Linked DNA regions of Homo sapiens: region 1 is linked to region 2. The links are chromatin loops, found by intact Hi-C in ENCODE. Cell type or tissue: Caco-2. All regions are shown on one strand.

Region 1 (2,500 bases), 54 kb after region 2:
GGTGATTCGTAGCAGAGCCTTTAATGCCTCATCCATTGCCCTGCCCATTTTAATACATGCATCTCCCAGGTAAGCTCTTTCTTCCAAGGGAGGATTCTGTGTCTTGAAGTATGAAAGCTGCTATTATAATAATGTGGAGCCATGAAAGGTGTTTGGTGAGTGGGCCAATGATTAGATCTGTGTTTTAGAAAGACTCCTCTTGAGGCAGCACAGAGGGTGGGTTGAAGCTGGAAAAGCCAAGAGGGCAGGAGCTAGTGAAGTGGGCTCTGTGACAACCAGCAGGAGTCGATGGGGACTGAATCTGGAGCGGCAGCAGCAGGAATAGAAAGAAGAGGCTCAGTTCAGGAGATACGTAGAAGAAGTTGGCAGTGGTGCAGATTTGCTCAGCAGCGTATGGAATTCGCCCTGTGCCCACAGCTCTGGGTCATCTCCCATCAAGTCCTTTATTCCACATTTCCAACCTGCTTTCATTCCACTGCTCCCTGCCTTCTCCATTGCCATTTCCTCTTGTGTGTACATAGACATGTACGTTTGTTCCAAAACGAGTCACAAACTCAGATGCCTTCCAGAACCAAGCATTCAGGCATTGATTCAGAGGGCCTAGTGGTGGGGATCTTTGAACTGGAGGGGGCTTTTTCTGCCTGAAGGCCATGGCTACTGCTTAGCTCAGGTGACTCTTCCCATGCAGGAATGCAAGCCCTATGTTGCCAGGTTTTTCCATTTTAACATTAAAAATTGGAAAGTCATATAATTAATCAAAATCTCCTCAACTTTAAGCATTGGCAACTTTAAATTCTAACAATTGCTATTTCATGTGAGCGGCTGTGAAGATTAAATGGGTTAATAAATGAAAGGCCATAGACCTAACACCTTATAAATGTCATCTGGCATTACCCAACACCATCATGGTCACCGTCCCCACCCTCATACCCACCTCCTCTTCTAAATCTGGGTTACCGAGCGCTTCTGAAGGAAAGTAGCACAGAGCTTTATCTGTATAAAGCATCCAGCTAACCCTATGCCACCAGAGCCACAAAGCACATAATGAGGCAGAAGCTGATCTCAAACATTTTTCAAGCCACAAAACCCTTTCTTCAACAAACGTTTACAGGGAAACCTGATATGTAAGACAGATTAGTTTGGATCTTCTGTGTTTGAAGTGGTTATGAAGAGCTGCCTGTCTCCCAGAGCAGTGCTTCTCACTGCATCAGAAGCCTTTAGAGGCCTTGTCCAAGCACAGGTGCCTGGGCCCAGCCCCAGAGGTTCTGAGTCAGTGGCCCTGGGATGGAGCCCAGAACTTGCATTTCTAGCAAGTTCCCAGGTGATGCTGCTATGCTGCTAAGGGCTGGGAGTCCACAGTGAAGAATGTTGTGCTGGTGGCTTAGCAGGTACAAAGGTCAGGAGGGAGACATGTCCCTTACCAGCCGTCGCTGGGCCTGTCACCTCTCCCGTGGAGGCCTGCCAGGGGCCATTGCTGGAATGTGTTTGGTCGTCTAGACCAAGTGTGGGCCTCTGACCTGCAGTATCAGCCTCAACTGGAGCTTGTCATAAATGCAGGTTCATAACCCATTCTAGGCTTACTGGATCAGAGCCTCTGGGGCCCAGGCTCTGGGTTTCTGAGAGGGCTCTAGTTGATTCTTGTACATGCTGAAGTTTGAGAACTGTTGGTGTACATGCACCCTAGTCAGGAGGTGGAGGCCAGCTTAAGAAACCACCTATGGATAGAACCATATTCACTACCTCAGCACTTGGCCTCCACCACCATCTGCCCCTCAGAACAGCACTTCTGCCAAATTAAAGACTTGATTCTACCAGAAGCTTCCTTGGACTTCACTGTGCCATTGGATAAACTAGTGTCATTGGATAAAGTGCTGCATCTGTTAACAACTTAATTTCAAAAAGTGAGTCAAAGCAAAGAAGGCCAGAAGATGGAAGGAAGAGCCAAATATTTAGAAAGGGTGATGAATTAAAGTTTAGAAATATTATTTATGCTTGATAGCAATGAATCCAGGGCAAAAGGAAACTATAGTGCTTAACAGTCTAATGTATGGCAGATACTTTCTTAGGCCCATTTGATTCTCATAGCAAAGTGGAGATTTACCACTTTATATCTTTATAAAGGTATCTTTATTTGCAGAATAGGAATCAACAGAGCCAGGAGTTGAGCCTATAACATTGAAACCTTTATTCTTCCTACTCGCTGGTAGTGATGGTTACAGAAGTCCCTTAGTATCTGTGGAGTACTGATTCCAGGACCCCTGCAGATACCCAGCTCCACGACTGCTCAGGTCCCTGATATGGCATAGTGATTGCATATAACCTATGCATATCCTCCTGTATACTTGAAATCGTCTCCAGGTTACTTATAATTAATATAACATAAATGCTATGTAAATAGTTGTTATACTGTATTTTTATAGGTTTTCATTGTTGTATTGTTACTTTTATTGGTTTTTTCCCCTCAAATATTTTGTATTTGCAGTTGGTTGAGTCCAAGGAT
Region 2 (2,500 bases):
TAAAGAGTGTTCTTTTTATTTGTAAATTATGTGCTGTGCCTCCTTTATATCAACAAAACTTAGAAGAAACACACACACAATCATTCGCCCCACTCAGCCAGTTGTTAAACATTTACCAGCATATCTCTCAATACACTTGCAATCGGATCCAGTGACCGATGTCATTACTGAAATGATTCAACCCCTTGAATGAGATATTTGGAAATTGAATAAGAAGTAAGAACCATCAGGTTTACAGGGATAATATATTCAAGGCTCATGAGAATTTAGTACTGCACAGGAATTCTGGTCAGCCAACACATATTTGCAAACATGCATAGAGTTTCTATTTTAAGTTAGTTGTTGACTTCTAGCAATAGCAGCCCCCAAACTGCCTACGTAAGATAACTGGAAGGAATTATTTGCCCCAAAACAATTTCTAGGTCCACACTGTTATGCGAGCCGCAGCGAGATACACACATGGAAGCTCTATGTGATTTTTGGCTCTTAAGAAGTTAACATGCTAAAGAGACAAAGCTAACATATACAAAGCACTTTCATTACTGCAGTGAGTATAATATGGATTCAGAATGGGGAAAGACTTCTGTGAGGTAAAGCAACTGGAAGAAGCCTGGGGAGGAGGTAGATCTTGACCTGAACCTGGACCTTGAAGGATAAGATTTAAATTTCAGTGAAGAGAACTGAAAAGAGCCCTCTAATGGGGGGGCGGGGGGAGGGGAGCTTCACTAGGAAATCAGGAAGCTAGGGAAGAAAATATGTGCATGTTTCTGTGTGTATTCGAAGGGGGCTTCCTGGTTTGTGAAGGACAGTAAGTATTCAGATCCATACGTAGATCAGTAGTATGTTACAGTAGCATGGAAGCCATTTGGAACATTTAGATTGTAGTGTGAACTTCTGAACCACTGAGTGTTGTGGATGAACAGAATGAGACAGCAAAAGTGGTATTTGTTAAACACTTTTGACTTCTGGTTGAAGATGGAGAATTAAATCTATGTATTCACCTAAGCTCCCTTATGTCACCATGCTAAAATTACAGTGAAGGGGTTTTAAGGTGTTGTTGTAGTTGTTAAGTTTGTAAGTCTAAAAAAATGAATAGAATGGGATAAAAGGCAAGAGTAACCCATTTTTTGAAACTGGAAAGTCGAGGGTCAAATGGTAAAGAACTTAGCAGACCCAGTACAACTGAATCCCAAGCCAGCAATGCGGAAACCTAAGACCCATCCAGAGCCCCAGGCTTTGTGGCTTCAGGTACTTCTGGAAGTGAGGGAGAGAAATGGTTGAAAATCTGTTTAAGAAGCAAATGGATACATGGATTTCCTCCCTGGTTTGGTGCAGCTGAGCAGCTGCCTCTACAAAAGACTGACTTCAAAGGGCCAAACAAAGGGACCGTGGGTTGAGGCCTGTGATAACACACCAGACCAGAAGGCAGGGATGGCATCCTGAAAACAAGGGGGAATTCATGGAATGTGAATACACCGGATGCCGAGATGTCCAGCCTCCTTCCATTTGAGATGCTGGCAGCCATTTCTTCATCCTTTGGGGAGGAGATTTGAGATTTCTCTAGGCATTCTGATCAAACCTAGATAGGATACCCAAAGATATTGATGGTAGGCATTTCCCAAATAAATAGCTCAATCCGATTCCTCTACAGTGGAGTCCCCACTTCCCAAGCCCTGAGTCCCACTGACATACTCAAAGCTCCCAGACAGCTTTTTTAGTTCCATTCTAAAGGCTTACCAGACAAAGGAAGAAAACATCTGATATGAAAGGGAGCAAAACCAACTAAAAAGCAACTTAGAGGAAACAGTCATGCAAGAGGAATTAATTTGAAATAGTTCTTTACACTGGGCGTGGTGGCTCACACCTGTAATCCCAGCTCTCAGGGAGGTAAGAGGCGGGAGGATAGCTTGAGCCCAGGAGTTTGAGACCTGCCTGGCCAATATAGCGAGACCCCATTCTCCACAAAAAGGAAAAAAAAAAAGACAAAAAAAAAATAAGCGTAATAGTTCTCTACTAGTATTCTAAGAGAGGACAAGAAAAGATAACCAGGAAGCAAGAGCAGGGTGCTATTTTAAAGGAGGAAATGGGGGAAAAGAAGAAGGGGAAGCCACAGAAGCAGCATTCCAGGCCAAAAGAGCTCTTGGAAATGGGAAATCATGGCAGCAGAAATTTTTTTAAAATGCAGTCGAGAACTAGAAAATAAAGGTAAGGAAATCCTAGAAAAAGCAGAATCAGAAAAGATTTTGGCTGGGCGCAGTGGCTCACGCCAGCACTTTGGGAGGCCGAGGCGGGCGGATCACTTGAGGTCAGGAGTTCGAGACCAGCCTGGCCAGCATGGTGAAACCCCGTCTCTACTAAAAATACAAAAATTAGCCAGGAGTGGTGGTGCGTGTGTACCTGTAATCCCAGCTACTCGGGAGGCCGAGGCAGGAGAATCGCTTGAACCCAGTAGGTGGAGGTTGCAGTGAGCCGAGATCATGCCACTGCACTCCAGCCTGGG

The links. Peaks named below come from ENCODE experiments on the same cell type or tissue, not always from the same donor. Only the 100,000 strongest peaks of a DNase experiment are listed, where the experiment ranks them.
Region 1: a loop joins it to region 2, with 2.8 times the contacts of the local background. A loop is called at or near these places in 3 of 110 quality-filtered maps.

The regions. Positions count from the first base shown.
Region 1 is chr10:7,907,637-7,910,136 of GRCh38, forward strand. All of the region lies in intron 2 of TAF3 (TATA-box binding protein associated factor 3), which reads left to right. Among named protein-coding and RNA genes, the nearest start is that of TAF3, 90 kb to the left of the region's middle. In Caco-2, no CTCF peak of the experiment used is centred here; a DNase peak (open chromatin) is centred at 1,415.
Region 2 is chr10:7,853,958-7,856,457 of GRCh38, forward strand. The region is part of intron 2 of TAF3 (TATA-box binding protein associated factor 3); the gene reads left to right. Among named protein-coding and RNA genes, the nearest start is that of TAF3, 37 kb to the left of the region's middle. In Caco-2, no CTCF peak of the experiment used is centred here; a DNase peak (open chromatin) is centred at 1,424.